Linked DNA regions of Homo sapiens: region 2 is linked to region 1. Evidence: read pairs that join two places in POLR2A ChIA-PET (ENCODE). Cell type or tissue: OCI-LY7. All regions are shown on one strand. Each heading gives the region's core, and the rest is flanking DNA. Links, peaks and the distances in the headings are about the cores only.

The links. ChIA-PET counts read pairs that join two places held together with the same protein. Peaks named below come from ENCODE experiments on the same cell type or tissue, not always from the same donor. Only the 100,000 strongest peaks of a DNase experiment are listed, where the experiment ranks them.
Region 2: POLR2A ChIA-PET joins it to region 1 with 8 read pairs; 3 of 35 experiments call an interaction of 5 or more read pairs at or near these places.

The regions. Positions count from the first base shown.
Region 1 is chr6:149,111,378-149,119,706 of GRCh38, reverse strand. It overlaps the pseudogene LOC729200. Among named protein-coding and RNA genes, the nearest start is that of UST-AS2, 83 kb to the right of the region's middle. RefSeq lists a silencer at 1,680-1,974 and an enhancer at 6,419-6,528. In OCI-LY7, for the core only: CTCF peaks have their summits at 7,864 and 8,066; a DNase peak (open chromatin) is centred at 7,796; H3K4me3 peaks cover 755 bases; H3K27ac peaks cover 1,314 bases.
Region 2 is chr6:149,463,223-149,471,551 of GRCh38, reverse strand. All of the region lies in intron 2 of ZC3H12D (zinc finger CCCH-type containing 12D), which reads left to right. Among named protein-coding and RNA genes, the nearest start is that of ZC3H12D, 18 kb to the left of the region's middle. RefSeq lists enhancers at 5,398-5,447, 5,538-5,767. In OCI-LY7, for the core only: no CTCF peak of the experiment used is centred there; DNase peaks (open chromatin) are centred at 2,471, 3,201, 5,181, 5,621 and 2 weaker places; H3K4me3 peaks cover 4,197 bases; H3K27ac peaks cover 6,213 bases.

The sequences.
Region 1 (8,329 bases), core at 268-8,267:
TAGCATCAATTCTGTGGACTCCAATCATGACTTTCATATGTCTTTGCAATATCTAGTTATGTCATAAATTTAATTGAAGGTGCAATAAACTATTCTTAAAATGCCCTCTTAAAAATGTACTGATTGACATTTTACATTAGCAGTAAGATGCAATAAGGTGGGAGCTATTAAAAACAAAATAGAAGATGTGTCTTGAGACCTTTTGGTGGGGTGTCACCAATCAAAATACAACAGTTTTTTTTTTTTTGCCACAGGCTTTATGGAAGGAAGAGATAAAGTACAAACTGCCCAGTAATGGTATGAATCATACAACTTCTCTTCCTTCATTTCCTAGGGGACTGTTGACTTTTTGGCTATAAGAGAGAAACAGAATTGATCATGTATGATCAGAATGACCCTTGATCATCAGGAGTTCAGAGCTGCTGAGTGATTTTTAGACTGAGGTGAAGTCGAGGCTCAGAGAGGGAAGGTTTTAGAAAGCTGCTCCAGACACCATGTAGCTGTGTTGGTTCCTGAGCTGCCCAGGGGAAAAATACACACATCTGTGACAACAGGATTGAGCTCCTCTGGATTTTCATCAACCCTTCTATTGCCTGGACTACAGGCTCCCAATGGTGTGCCCAGACTTGGGTTCCTTCTTCTCAGTGAGGCCTGGTGGGGTATGGGGTTTCCAGAGCTTCCTGGCCTGTTGTTTCTGGCTGTGAGTGGCCCTGCTTATTTACCTTGTTCCCCAGTGTGTGGTTCAAATACGATCATGTTTCCCATGCACCATGACAACAGAGAGGATGGGAAGCACTGTATTGGACCATGTTCCCTAAAGTTAAGTTGTACAATGCACCCCACACTTTTCTGGGAGAACTTAAGTTTCATTGATTCCCGTTTCCAGAGGCTCCATACACAGAATCTTCCTTTCTGTTTCAACTTTTTTCTTCAGTGCCCCACATGAAATAACTTTTGTAAACAGGTATGGTATAGACAAGCCATCCGCTTATTTCCCTTTCAGGCCAAGCACTCCCAAGAGAACTGTAAGACCTGGGGTAGACACGCATGATGTCTACCTGGGAGGACACGAAAGAACTGGGCATCTTGTGGCCATTTGCTGGGAAATGGCGAAGACCACCATAGACATGGAAGTCCTCTTCTGTGGATCAGTGGCACTGCCCCAAGCCATAGAACAAAGAATGATGACCAGAGAGGGGTATGGGGGCTCCTAATGCTGGTGAGGAGTGAGGGATGGGCAAGGAGACCTGAGCCCACAGGATCAGCAGATTGCTACCTCTCCTTCCAGAGACAGAACACAAGGGCCACTGTGGAAATCTTTACTTGATGGGGATCAGTTTGGGGAGCAGTACGCAGACCCTTTCTGCCCCAGTGCCTTTTGCAAATGCCGTTGGGGCAGTGAGGGTCTGTGTACTGCCCCCTGTATGATTATTAAATGATTATTAGATCTAAGTCATTTTTAAAAAGAGAGAGATATAGAACCACTGATTATAGTTTTTGATGAGCACAAGATAAGTGGCCACCACCTGGAGCTGATGTGACTCTTGCCAGGAGCAAGGCAACTCAGCATTTTGAAACTTTTCTGCCTAACCGTAGTGCAGAACTAGGTATGATTTCTCCTAGCTCTTATAGAATATCTAAACTAGCTAAGGGATCCCCTGTTTCTGCCACTGTGGATACCAGCTGTCTGGGGGAGCTATGGCTGTTATGTAATCACCAGAGACCTTAGTCTGTGTCACTAGCAGACTCCAGGGAAATTTCTTCTGTAGCACACATCCCCTGGGGTTCTGGCCTGATCCCAGGTTCCCTGAGATATGGTGTCTACTCTGCCTTCTCCTCTCCGCCCCTGCCCCACCCTTGATGCGGGTACTTAAGGAACTTAGGACAATTTGGAACTTTCAGGGCTCAGCACATTGTGACTGGAAAGAGAATAGGGTTTGGGATCAGACAGACCCGTGCTGGCCATACAGTCTTGTTATTTACATTTGCTAAACCTGTGTCCTCATCTCCCAAATGGAAAATATAATAGGATTCACTTCCTAGGTTCTCATGAGGCTTCAGGGAGAAAGTGTCTAAAGCACCTGGCACACAGTAGGCTTTTCAATGATGTCCTGTTCCCATGTCATGGTTTCTCTGTGCCCTCAGAAGAGCATGGGACTGAGGGTGTGTGAAGGCTCTGCTTCAGCAACTCAAAACCAAGGGCATCTCAGAGCTAACCCAGGACCTACATTCTGAACCACTGGCAAGTGGAGCAGCTTCCCAGGGAAGCTCCAGGTTGGCCCAATAATAGACTGAATCTGATGAAATTAGAATGGAGCCAGGCCAGCTAGAGAGAAGACAGTAACTAGAAAGTCAGCAGCCTGTCATGAAAACTAAATGGCCCCATCTAGGACAGTAAATAACAATCTGGAGACTCGGGGCAGCATGAAATACCTTACCATCTATGCAAGCAATTTACTTCTTGACAGGATCAACATTTTCACATCTCCACTAATGCTAGCAACTGCCACTAAGAAAAATTAAACCTCATGGTTCTTTGAAGCCACTGTTTAGTCAGGTTTCTGTTACTTAGAGCTGAACATAAACACTAACCAACCCAAGATGGGGTGATGGTGAAGAAGGTTCTAGAAATGGAGTAGCAAAATCAATCAAAGAACCAAAGAGATGAGAATGAAAACTTGGTTGGAAGAGATGCAACACTTGGCAATCTGCATTTTGTGGGGAGACAGAGATTTTATGAACATCCAGAACTCATTTGCATACATCCCTGGGCCAAATGGGTATCTCAGGGAAAGAGAAATCACAAGTAGCCTGATTGAGCAGCCAGTGCAAGTCCTATATGCAAATTAACACTTTGGGCATATCAGGCTATCGATAATGAACTTTATTTGCCTGGCTTGCCATCCGGGCTGGATCACACCTAGGGACACATAGTATTGCCAGTTTCCTAATATAATCTAACTTTAAACATATTACCATCATTCTGGATGTAACAACATGCTCTTAGTTTTCCTTTCATAATATCCTGGATGGACTCCACTTGCCTTCCTGGAACCGAGCCCCCGTCGGGCAGTGGAAAAACCAAAGCTTGAAGCCACAGCCATTTGCTTAACCCAGCACAACTAAGCAGCTGGAAGACCTTGACCAAGCCACCTAAATACCCTGTGCTTCGGGTTTCTCATCTGTCAAAAGACAACAGCCATCCTGACTTCAGTGGATTGTCATAGAGCATGGCGGAAAGGGCTTAGCACAACGCTGGTCACGCTGCAGGCAAAGAACTAATGAGTGGTACCTACTCCCTGCCTTGCCAACTCCCCTGTCTCCCCTCACTGCTCATACTAAATTGACTCTGAGTTTTACCTGCTCTTTTAAATCTGACATCAAATCAGGAATTCTCCACTTTGAAACGCTTCCATATGTGGACTCTGCCTGTGCTGGTACCTGAGATTGCTTTCCCATGCATCAAGTGATGAGTTTGGCCCTTTCCTCTCTGCTGCCTGAGTTCCTGAGCTATCACTAATGATTGCTAATGGTCAGCATCCCCCATACTCTGTGAGGCCCTGAGGTTAGGACCCTGTTGTGTCTGTTGTTCTATCTCCAGCCCCTAGGACAGTTCTTGATCCATAGTTAATGCTCACAGACTCGTGGAATAAATGAGTGAATGAATGAAGTCCTTGAGCATCGCATAGGTAGCACGGAAATGTCCTAATAAAGTACTTTGTGTAGGCAAAGGCTCAGAAAACTTTTGTGGAACAAAAACATTTCAGTCCTACCTTCCCAGCTTTGGTGACTCTAATTGCTATGAATTCTTACCACTTCCTTCTTTTTTTTTTTTTTTTTTGAGACAGAGTCTAGCTCTGTCGCCAGGCTGGAGTGCAGCAGCCCGATCTCGTCTCACTGCAACCTCTGCCTCCCGGGTTCAAGCAATTCTCCTGCCTCAGCCACTCAAGTAGCTGGGACTACAGGCTCATGCCACCACACCTGGCTAATTTTTGTATTTTTAGTAGAGACGGAGTTTCACCACGTTGGCCAGGATGGTCTCGATCTCTTGACCTCGTGATCTGCCAGCCTCAGCCTCCCAAACACTTCCTTCTTTTTCAGCAAGAGAAGTAACCAGGGCAGCACAGAAACCCTCTAGAGCTATACAACCCTGTAACTATGTTTTATAATAGCTCCGTTCTTTCACAAACCTTCCTCCTTCCTGACCTACTCAAGGGAGGGAAACTGGGAGCATTATCAAAATATCAGTAGCTTATCTCTGAAAAAAACATTTTTCCCTGGCTGTCAAATTGAGCATAGCTAAGCACATTTAAGAGATTACAATGGAACCTTGAAATTATACCTTGTAATAGTGACAACTACCACCACAACTGACATTAACAAGCTCCAGGATGTGCCAGGCAGTGTCCTAAGCATTTTGTTTATCAGCTCTTCCCAACAACCTTATGACAGAGGCAACATCAGCATTTTACTGATGAAAAAACCAAGATACAAAGCGGTTAAAGAACTTGCCTAGAGTTACTAGTAACTGATGAAGCTGAGATTTGAATCAAGGCTATCTAATCTAGAACTGGAACTCTTTTTTTTTTTTTTTTTGAGATGGAGTCTAGCTCTGTCACCCAGGCTGGAGTGCAGTGGTGCAATCTCGGCTCACTGCAAGCTCTGCCTCCCGGGTTCACGCCATTCTCCAGCCTCAGCCTCCCAAGTAGCTGGGACTACAGGCATCCGCCACCACACCCAGCTAATTTTTTTGTATTTTTAGTAGAGATGGGGTTTCACCGTGTTAGCCAGGATGGTCTCAATCTCCTGACCTTGTGATCCTCCCGCCTCGGCCTCCCAAAGTGCTGGGATTACAGGCATGAGCCACCGCTCCTGGCCTAGAACTGGAACTCTTAACCACTGAGCTATACCAAAGTTTATTATTATTATTTTGGCCCCAAAATTGGGTAACACTGATCCAATCAAAAGACTTCTTAGTTTTTGGCTTATTGAATAAAACTCCTGAAAGTACAATTTCACATACATGTCACCCCGCTTCCCCCAACTGGCTCTCAAAGATAATATCAAAGTGAAATTCTGCATTAGCTTGCTTAGTCCTATTATGGCCTAGTAAATGTTTTTCTATTTTGTTTAGAAGAACTTGTAATCTGGTTCCCACTCTTCTTTCCTTGCATGTTTTACAGAACACATCGTGCTTGCAGAGAGAGCAAACCATGCCTGTCCCTTGTGGAGCCCACAGTGCTATGTGCTTAGTGTGGCAGTTGGGCCAGGAATGAAAACAACTACACCATAGTAACAATCCGTCATTCTGTCCATCTGCTACCCAAGAGGGATCTTAAAATAGTTTCAATTCACCTTTAAAATCCACTGCTCTATGAAGGGCTTGTAACACTTGGCGGCCTTGGAAGCCTGCCTGAGAAACAGGACTGCTATTCGGACTACTGGTGTCCAGCTGTAAGCCTCCTTGGAGGGAAACAAGCCATCCATTCATTGGGCTGTTGTGAAATTTTCCTTCCCCACCAGCCCTCCCAGCCAAGAAGGAGAATACCTGGAGGAATGGCATTCTGAATTTTTGTTCTTCCTAATGTAGGGCCTGAGTTTTTATTTTCTTAATGGCCTACTCTTTTTTTTTCTTCCTGCTTAACCCTCTTCTGCTCCAACTCCCCAACCCTACAGCTTTCCCCTTCTTTTAGCTTTTCTTTCTTCAGCTGAGGGATTGGGTGTGAGTCGAAATTTTATGGTCTAGAATTTCCAAATTGATTCATGGGGTAACTATCCCCAAACCAGCACAGTTTTAATTAGGGTAGGAGTAATGAAATGGGAGACTCCCTGGACCCCTTTGTGGGACTTTCAACAGGGGTGTGGCTTGTTTGCTCTGCCACCACATGCTCAAACCACTTACAGGAGGGGAGCATGCCGGTGAGCAGGTGCCGGAGCCAGGGTGAGCACTTTTGGGCTCTGGCCCCATGGCAGTGTCTACGAGTATTACAGTGCTCTTTCAGCCCTGCTGTCCAGGGATGGCTTAAGTGTTAAACAGCTCAGTGAAGAGTCAGGGTGACAGCCTTTTTGGGATTCTGCACCCAGTGCATCCCAAATTCTTGCCTTGCATCCAGGAAGAATCAGGTTACATGTACTTGAAAGATGGTGAATGCGGGGATTTTACTGGGTGATGGAGGTGGCTCTCAGTGGGATGGGAAGCTGGAGAGGGGATGGAGTGGGAAGATGATCTTCCCCTGGAGTTCAGCCATCCTGAAGCTGATCTCCTCTCCGACTGCCCCCAGCCAAACTCCTCTCAGGTGCTTCCTCTCTTCTCTCATTCTCTGCCATGCCGCTCTGCTGCTCTGCTGCTCTGCCATGCTTCTGCTCGTGGAGCAGATTTTTATGGGTACAGGATGGGGGGTGTGGTGGGCCAGGGTGGTCTTGGAAAAGGCAACAGTTGGGGACAAAAACAGGAATGCCTATTCCCATTTAAGGCCTTGGGTGACCAGGCTTGAGGGTGGGGCCTTTGCTGGGGAACCACCCTCTACTACCCGGTATTTCCTTGCCTCTTGTGCATATCAGTAGTATGAGTGAAGTGAGACCTTCCTGGGCAAACCCAGACATCTGGTCCCTGGGGTTAGCTCTGGCTCCACTGAGCAGCACCAAAGAGCATGGAGATGCTCAGCATGTGGCAGCTGGAGAGAACAGCATCACCCTTTGTTGGCTCCTGGTTCTGGTGCCTAATTGTGTTCTAGATCTCGACAGGGCACGGCCAGTGGGGATTAAAACAGGACAGAAGATTCTCCTTTTTGCTATTTCCATTTTTTTAAAGGTTGCATTCTCAATATTCTAGTAGTCTAGCCTATCAGATCTCTGTGTGAATTTGAAAGTTAGATCGCAAAATTTCAGTCTCACACATTTTTTTTTCCATTTTAATTTTCGTTTAGGCTGTGAAACCTAGCTTAAAATAAACTTAGAGTAGTTTTTGTTTCTTACGGGAGATGGCATAGGCCTTAGATTATTTACTGTCTCTTTCTGAAGAATTTAACGCAAACATGGATATCAGACCAAATCATACAATTTATATCAACAATATGAATGACAAAATTAAAAAGGAAGAATTGAAGAGATGCCTATATGCCCTGTTTTCTCAGTTTGGTCATGTGGTGGACTTTGTGGCTTTAAAGACCATGAAGATGAGGGGCAGGGCTTTGTCATATTTAAGGAACTGGGCTCATCCACAAATGCTTAGAGACAGTCACAAGGATTTCCATTTTATGGTAAACCAATGCGAATACATATGCAAAAACAGATTTGGATATAATATCTGAAATGTGTGGCACTTTTGCTGACAAAGAAAAGAAAAAAGCCAAAACTGTGGAACAGACTGCAACAACCACAAACAAAAGGCCTGGCTAGGGAACTCCAAATTCAGCTAGTACCCAAGGAAATTCAACACCAAATCCTCAGGTCCTCGATTACCCTCCAAACTATATTTTATTCCTTAATAACTTACCAGAAGAGACTAATGAGATGATGTTATCCATGCTGTTTAATCAGTTCCCTGGCTTCAAGGAAGTATGTCTAGTACCAGGGAGGCATGACATTGCTTTTGTTGAATTTGAAAATGATGGGAAGGCTGGAGCTGCCAGGGATGCTTTACAGGGATTTAAGATCACAACATCCCATGCTATGAAGATCACCTATGCCAAGAAATAAAATTTGGGAGAGTCATCTTTAAAGGACTTGGTGTTATTTATAGTGTTTGTTTTGCTAACATTTGGTTGGGTCATTGTAATAGAGATTAGGGGAAGTGAAAGTGAAATTTTTGTGAAGGACTTAAATTATCTAGTATTTCTTTAGCCTTGGTGAATTATGAAATACGAAGGCCTTAATTTTGTACAATAAACTTTGATTTGTATTCTGTGAAAAATAAATAAATAAACTTAGAGCTACGCTTCATATGCATTCTCTGGGGATAATGCTATCAGATCAAGAATATCTTAGAGGTGTAATTGCATATATTCTCACTTGTCACCCACACCAAAGCCATGAGGTAGGTGGCACAGTTGAATCATTTTTGAACATAGAACATGCCATTTTGATTTAAAATCAAATTATGGCAACTAGAGCTGGGCATGGTGGCTCATGCTTGTAATCCCAACATCTTTGGAGGCCGAGGTGGGAGGATCACTTGAGTCCAAGAGTTCAAGACCAGCCTGGGCAACATAGAGAGACCCTTGTCTCTACAGAAAAAGAAAAAATTAGCTATGCATGGTGGCACAGCTGTAGTCCTAGCTACTTGGGAGTTGGAGGTAGGCGGATGGCTTGAGCTCAGAAGGTTGAGGCT
Region 2 (8,329 bases), core at 102-8,101, 350 kb before region 1:
TCCCCAAAAATATGATAACCCACTGACATAGAATGAGACATTACAGATAATTCTATGCTTTGTGGCCAGGGATTTATTTTTCCTCTGCCTTTCAGGAGGCACTAGGCCATGTGTCCCCTGTTAGCACAGAGAATGTGAGAGTGGGCCATCAGTTCTTGTTCTGACCCTCTCAGTTACACAGGAAAGGACTTGACAGGCTTGACTATGGTCAACACTGGCTGGAATCAGACCCTGACCCCCACCTGTGCTTCCTAGCCATGACACAATAGGTAGAAGTTTCTGTGGGCTTCTTTCCCCAGTGCTTTAGAATGTTTAGCCCAATGCCATTGGTCGTGCTTGGCTGAACCCAGAAGACCTGGCTGCTGCTCTCTGGAGGTTGACAGAGTGGGCCACTGGCCCAGTGCTTTTTACAGAAATGGGCTCTCCTAAGCAGGACTACTGGCATCATTCCTCATTTTGTAAGAGGTGGGTCAACGTAATGAGAACTCCAAGTGATGATGTGGGGAGAGTGGAAGATGGGGACCTGGTAAACAGACCTATGGCTGCCCCCAGTTTTGCTGGACCTCTTGCTGTACCCCATAAAGGAAACCAGGGAAGTCAGAAGTACAGGACCGCTAGGCCAGGGCTGCCCAACACAACTCCCCGCAGTGAGGGCAAGGCCCACCCCTGCCCTGTCCCCACAGAGCCACTTGCCACGTGTGACGTTCGAGCACTTGAAATGTGGCCAGTGCAACCAAGGAACTGGCTTCTATATTTTATTTTTTCAATTAATTTTAACTTAAATGTGAATAGCCAGGTGTGGCAAGTGGCTGTAGATTGGACTGTACAGCTGTCCCTTTTCAGCCATCCAGCTGTGTGACCTTAGGTAGGTCACCTGGCTTGAGCCCTATTTACACAATTAGGATGTTGGACTAAACCTTAAAAGGCCTTTTCATCTCTAATGGGTGAGGATTCAAGGTGGTTATTTTACATATGCTTGAAATAAATATATACATTTTATTTTTATTTTTTTTTTCTTCAGACGGAGTCTTGCTCTTTTGCCAGGCTAGAGTGCATTGGTCCAATCTCGGCTCTCTGCAACCTCCACTTCCCGGGTTCAGTTGATTCTCCTGCCTCAGTCTCCTGAGTAGCTGGGATTACGGGTGCCTGCCACTACACCTGGCTAATTTTTGTAGTTTTTTGTTTGTTTGTTTTGAGACAGTCTCACTGTGTTGCCCAGGCTGGAGTGAAGTGGTGAGATCTTGGCTCGCTGCAACCTCTACCTCCTGGGTTCAAGCAATTCTCCTGACTCAGCCTCCCGAGTAGCTGGGACTACAGGTGTGTGCCAATATGCCTGGCTAATTTTTTGTATTTTTAGTAGACACTGGGTTTCACCATGTTGGCCAGGCTGGTCTTGAACTCCTGACCTCAAGTGATCCACCCACCTCAGCCTCCAAAGTGCTGGGATTATAGGTGTGAGCCACCGCGCCTGGTCAATACATTTTTCTCGTAAAGGAATTTCTCTTCTTTAGAGGTTCAGAGAGAGTAAGTAACTTGCCTGAGGTCACAGAGCAAGAAGAGCCAGCTCTGGATTCAGTGCTCTCTCCAATGCCCCATGTTCCCCCCAGACATTACCATTCCTTCTGCTCTCCCCCGGCCTAGGAAAGGACCACAGGGTAGGAGACCCTGACCCAGAGGCGGGCTCTGGCTGCAGTTGACAAGCCCTGGACTTGTCAGCTGCAGGCAGGTGTGAGGCCCCACTCCCTTCACAGGGACCCTCTGCAGGGCTGGTGCCCAGGATGCCCTCAGGGTGCCACATGTGCCTCAAATAGTAGCTCTCATGGACTAGCAGCCCAAAGACTGATTTCTCAGTGCAGTCTCCATACCTTAAAGGTAGGGCTGTGTGTGTGTTTCCGTGAGAAAGAGAGGGACATCAGCTCGGGTCATTCAGCTGAATACCTGAGTCCATAGATACCTGGCTTTAAGAATAATGTCCAGCAACTTTTTAAAAAGAAGGCAGCTTTCATTGAAAGCGTGTTCAAAATGGCATCATGGTGTGTGGGAAGAGCATGAATTCTCACGAGCCAACAGTTGCAGCATTTTCTTTTTTTTTTTGAGATGGAGTCTCGCTCTGTCGCCCAGGCTGGAGTGCAGTGGCGCCATCTCGGCTCACTGCAAGCTCCGCCTCCCGGGTTCACGCCATTCCCCTGCCTCAGCCTCCCAAGTAGCTGGGACTACAGGTGCCCGCCACCACGTCCAGCTAATTTTTTTGTACTTTTAATACAGACGGGGTTTCACCGTGTTAGCCAGGATGGTCTCGATCTCCTGACTTAGTGATCCACCCGCCTCGGCCTCCCAAAGTGCTGGGATTACAGGCTTGAGCCATCGCTCCCGGCTGAGTTGCAGCATTTTCTTGCCTAGGGTGGGCAGACTCACAAGTGCCCAGCCTGTTTTACATTCTGTAGGCAAATCTAGAAAAGGCGGGATTCAAAGTACAACCTTGGGGGGAAAGCACCTGATAATTTCACATCCTCTTACTGCCCCAGAGTAGGGTTTCATGTAAATGTGTCCTCATTTTGGAGTGCACAGGGCTTTTTGCTTTGGCTGTTGTTTACATTTTTACACTCTCAGGACACTCTGCAGGCTCTGGTTTGTGCTGGAGTAAGGGATCTCCAAGGAAGAGAGAGATCAGGCTTGAAATCATACCTCTCAGTTTTCATCATGCCCCCCTCAGTGGGTTCCCAGCAGGCAAGAAAGAGAATGGTGGGGGTTTATGACCGGGCTGGGGGTCAGACCTGCTTCTGAGACCCTGACTCTGTTCTGTCTGACGTTAGCCTTGGGCTCCTGCCTGTCTGCACCCATTTCTTGTAAGGCGAAAGCTCCCAGATCAGCCCCTGCTCACGGTCTCTTTCCCCTGCCTTGAGCTGGGGAGAGATCTCCTGGTGAGAAGGGTCAGAGTGTTTGCAATTGAACCCCCAGTAAGAAACAGAGTGGCAAGAGCAGCTTCCCTTCACATCTCAGACCCCTGAGGAATCATTGCTCCTCTCTTTCCTCCTGCCCATAGCCACAACCTTCCTCCATATGTGACTGCTTTGGGAGCCCCTAGCCTCTGCAGGAACTACTTGGCAATAGTCAAAGATGCAGTGGTGTACAATTGGATTGTCTAGTTACTGAAACTGGCTGGCACTCTGATTGCAGCTACCCCAGGCACAGTTGTCAGGCAGGCAAAATTTGCCTTGGGTGCCAACCCACTTCCTCTTTGTACCTTTGGTTATTCAAAACTCCCATCTCTGGTGGGGTGCAGTGGCTTATGCCTGTAATCCTAGCACTTTGGGAGGCCAAGGCAGGCGAATCACCTGAGGTCAGGAGTTTGAGACCAGCCTGACCAACGTGGAGAAACCCCGTCTCTACTAAAAATACAAAATTAGCTGGGTGTGGTGATGCATGCTTGTAATCCCAGCTACTCGGGAGGCTGAGGCAGGAGAATCGCTTGAACCTGGGAGGTGGAGGTTGTGGTGAGCTGAGATTGCGCCATTGCACTCCAGTCTGGGCAACAAGAACAAAACTCCGTCTCAAAAACAAACAGAAAACAAAAACAAAACTCCCAGCTCCTGTCTCCTTTTCCCAGGGCCTGGCTCTCGGCTTGCTGCCTGATGAGCTGGTTCACAGTGTTGGTTAATAAGGGCATGAGGTGCCTTTTCTAAGCATGAGCATTTAAACTGTGGGTTACTATTCCTCCAAAAGAACTGCCATCTGGATCCTGAGGTATAGATGGAGTTGGGGGGAATCAATGGTCTTTGGGAGACTAGGGAGGAAGAGTTTTGCAGCCTAAGGGGTCAGGCTTTGAGGGCTGCCCCTAGATCAGAGAGATGGACACATTGTTTTGCTTCAGTTTCCTCAAGGGTAAAATGGGGACAAGGTCACTTCCTCAAGGGCTTCTTGTAATGATTAAATGAGGCAAAACGTGCAAAGTGCCCTGGCAGACAGAACCCTCTACAGATCTTAAAAATGAGCTCCAAGGCCAGGCGCAGTGGCTCATGCCTGTAATCTCAGCACTTTGGGAGGCCAACATGGGAGGATCACCTGGGGCCAGGAGTTCAAGACCGGCCTGGGCAACATAGCCAGACCTCATCTCTACAACAAATTTTTAAAATTAGCCAGGTGTGGCAGTGCATACCTGTAGTCCCAGCGACTTGGGAGGCTGAGGTGGGAGGACTGCTTGAGCCTGAGAGGTTGAGGCTACTGTGAGCCATGATTGTACCATTGCACTCCAGCCTGGGTAACAGAATGAGACTCCATTTCTTAAATAAAAAAAAAAGAGCTCCAAGAAGCAGGGGTGATGTCTTTTCTTAGCATGCAGTGCAGAGCCTTGTAGTAGATATTCAGGAATTGCACTGAGTCTGTGAAGGAACGTGCAGATGAGTGGATGCCTTTGGTGTGTGCATTCCTGTCTGTGTGCTGGGGAGTGGGCTCCCAGGGCGACTGAGAGCTCTGCCAGGGTCCAGGTTCCCTTCCTGTCTCTCACCACTGAACACTGCCTCCTACACCCACCAAAGGTGTCAGAGATGGCTTGTGAATGGTTAAATGCAAATATGGAAGGAGACCCTGAAAAAAGAGCAGCAATTAAGAAACAGCTTTTTTATTTTATTTTATTTTATTTTATTTTATTTTATTTTATTTTATTTTATTTTATTTTTGAGATGGAGTCTTGCTCTGTCACCCAAGCTAGAATGCAGTGGCTTGATCTCGGCTCACTGAAACTTCTCCCTCCCGGGTTCAAGCGATTTTCCTGCCTCAGCCTCCTGTGTAACTGGGATTACAGGCATGCGCCACCACGCCTGGCTGATTTTTGTATTTTTAGTAAAGACGGGGTTTCACCATGTTGGTTAGGCTGGTCTCGAACTCCTGACCTCGTGATCCGCCCGCCTCGGCCTCCCAAAGTGCTGGGATTACAGGCGTGAGCCACAGCACCCAGCCAAGAAACAAGTTTTAAAATAATTGTGGTGGTGCTATTTTCCCTTGAGAATTAACTGAGGGTGGACTTGACTACATTGAAGAGATGCATGTGTCTCGGGGGTGACGTGAGGGAGGGTGTCATCAATTGTTCACTTTACTGCTTCAGGGACACAGAAAACGGACCTCATTTTCTATGACAGGCACGATATCTTCCCCTCTTTTTTAGGTAGGGGAGGGTACATCTTAACGTTTGCCAGTGTACATCAGGTGGGGCCTCCGTTTCTTCTGTCTCCTGGGCGACTCAGGCTCTGTGGTTCCTCTCCGCCCCCTCCCATCTCGGATGGCCTCTGGGGCCTTTGAGACCTGATATTGGCCGGAAAAGGGGTCTGGGGCCCTCACTGGGTTCTGTTGCACAGTGGCTGGGCTGGCCTGGCCTCTAAACGGGAAACATGGAAGTGGCCTTCTGGGAGCCATGCTGGCTTAAAGTGCTCTCTGCTCACTGGTGCCAGCTTGTCCATCCCCAGACAGTCCACCAGGCCTGGGGTCATGCGAGGGATGGGGTGTGGCTTCAGACTCACTTCTCCTCCAAGTCATGTTCCTCCAAGGCAGCCTTGCAGAAACCTGGTTTCTCTGAGGGGCTTGCAGCCTGCCCAGTCTGTGCTGAAAAACAAAGGTTCAGCCTCTTGTTCACAGTCTTGATGTTTCTCCATCTCCCCCTCCCCTATGGTTGGGCTGGGTGGAGCTGGAATTGGGGGGTGGGGTGAGGACCTCCTCCTCCTTCCATCTTCCCTCTTTTTCAGCTTCTGCTGGGCTGGAAAGGACCAGCGATCTGCTTCCTCTTCCCCCCCCCTTTTTTTTTTTTGAGATGGCGTCTCGCTCTGTCGCCCAGGCTGGAGTGCAGTGGTGCGATCTCAGCTCACTGTGACCTCCACCTCCCAGGTTCAAGTGATTCTCCTGCCTCAGCCTCCCGAGTAGCTGGAACTACATGTGCATGCCATCACACCTAGCTAAATTTTTTGTATTTTTAGTAGAGACAGGATTTCACCGTGTTAGCCAGGATGCTCTCGATCTCCTGACCTCGTGATCCTTTCTCCTTGGCCTCCGAAAGTGCTGGGATTACAGGTGTGAGCCACCACACCCGGCCTTCCTCTTCCTTTTGACCACAGATATCCCTGTTGATATTTTCTCCTCACTGTACAAGCCTCAGAGTTCAGCCTCAGTAGCGAAAGGGATATTTATCTTCTTCATTTTTTTTTTTTTTTTGAGACAGAGTCTCACACTGTCACCCAGGCTGGAGTGCAGTGGCTTGATCTCAGCTCACTGCAACCTCTGCCTCCCAGGCTCACGCGATTCTCCAGCCTCAGCCTCTCCAGTAGCTGGGATTACAGGCACGTGCCACCACACCCAGCTAATTTTTGTATTTTTAGTAAAGATGCGGTTTCACCATGTTGGTCAGGCTGGTCTTGAACTCCTGACCTCAGGTGATCCGCCCACCTCAGCCTCCCAAAGTGCTGGGATTACAGGCATGAGCCACCGCGTCCTTTTTCTTTTATAAACTTGTGACTATCCTAATCTTCCTTGAGAAAATAGCAGGAAAGGTCACATACGAGAGAGAGCACAGCAGTGTGAATTCAAAATGTCATCCTTGTCTGCATATGGGTTGGCTGCCAGGCTTCTCGGGAGAAGGCACGAGTGGCGTAGTGGCCCTTGGCTCTCTAAGAACTTATCCTTGCCCCTCCCTTTACACCTGTTGCCCGGGCTCATTCCTCGTGCTCCAGCCCCACTCCTGTCTTTCTGGTCCCTAGACCATGTCAGTTATGCCTGTGTTTGGATCCTTCCGGTCAGCTCTTCCCTTTGCTTCAGCTTCTCCTCTAGCTGCTTCTCAGCTGAGTTTCTTCTCAGCCATTCGTTTATTCAACAGCTTTTAAAGTGAGTCATTACAATTATTAGACACGATGCTGGGCACTGAGAGTTCTGTGGTGAGCAAGAGGAGCCCACGGTTTAAAGAAGGGAGACCCAGGCAATCCCCTGGATGGGTGCCAACGTTCCCCAGTGCCAGGAAGGAGCGGGAGGGTGCAGTGAGAGCTCGTGAGAGGGATCTGCAGGAGTCTAGGGAGTAGGGGATGCTTTCCTGAGGAAGTGAGGATGAAGCTGGGATCTGAAGGCGGAAGAGGATGTGGAGTGATCTAATTTGAGGCCAGGTTCTGTCTCACACATGGCTGAGTCCAGTTGATTTTGCCTTCTCAATATCTCAAATCTATCCACTTGTCTCCCTCCAGCGAAACCCCACTGACCCCACTGACTGAGTCTGAGGGACGTCTTCAGGTTTCACCAGTCACTTGGAGCAGCGTTTGGTGACCCCTTTTCCCCTGGCTTTCCTGATGCACATCCTCTGGTTTTCTTCCTCCTTCTCAGATCCGTCCCTCCTGAGTCCCATATGATATTGCCCCCCTCTACCTATAACCAGCTGCGAAGTCGCAGAGTTCCTCCAGCCCAGGCTGCTCACTTTCTCTCCAGGCGAGCAGGAAATTCTGTCCATGCTGTGGCCTCAGCTATTGCTTACACAGAGACGGCCTACAACTTTAATCACTCAGACATCTCCACTGAACCCTAGCTGTTTACTTAACATTTCCTCTAAGTGGAAATGTTAACAGCTCAATATGTGTCTAAAATAGAACTCATGATCTTTCCCTCTAACCCTGTTCCTTTCCAGAATTCCTGGTGTCAGTGAATAGCCTGCCATCCTCTTACACAAGCCAGAGATCTTGAGTCATCTTTGATGCCTTCTTCTCTATCACTCCCATATCCAATCAGTCATTGAGTTCTGGAGATTTGACCTTCTAAATAAATATCTCTCAAGTTCACCTACTCTTCTCCCTCATCCACCACCATCAGCTTAGTCCAAGTCACCGTCAATTTTTGCTATGTCGCCCAAGCTGGAGTGCAGTGGCGCGATCTCGGCTCACTACAACCTCCGCCTCCCAGGTTCGAGCAATTCTCCTGCCTCAGCCCCCTGAGTAGCTGGGATTATAGGCATGCGCCACCACGCCTGGCTAATTTTTGTATTTTTAGTAGAGACAGGGTTTCACCATGTTGGCCAGGATGGTCTTGATCTCCTGACCTCATGATCCACCTGCCTCGGCCTCACAAAGTTCTGGGATTACAGGCGTGAGCCACCACGCCCGGCCTCAGATTGAGCTTTTTGAATCATCACAACGCATCACATCATCTACTTCCAATCTTGAAATCCTTCCGTGGCTTTTTAATTCCTCTTAGGAGGAAGAAAGGAATCTTCCATAATGTCTGCAAGGCCCTGCCTGATCTCATACCACTCTCTCCTTATTGCCTCCATTGAAGTCTTCTATGGAATTTGAAGGGCATTGCCCTCCTTGCT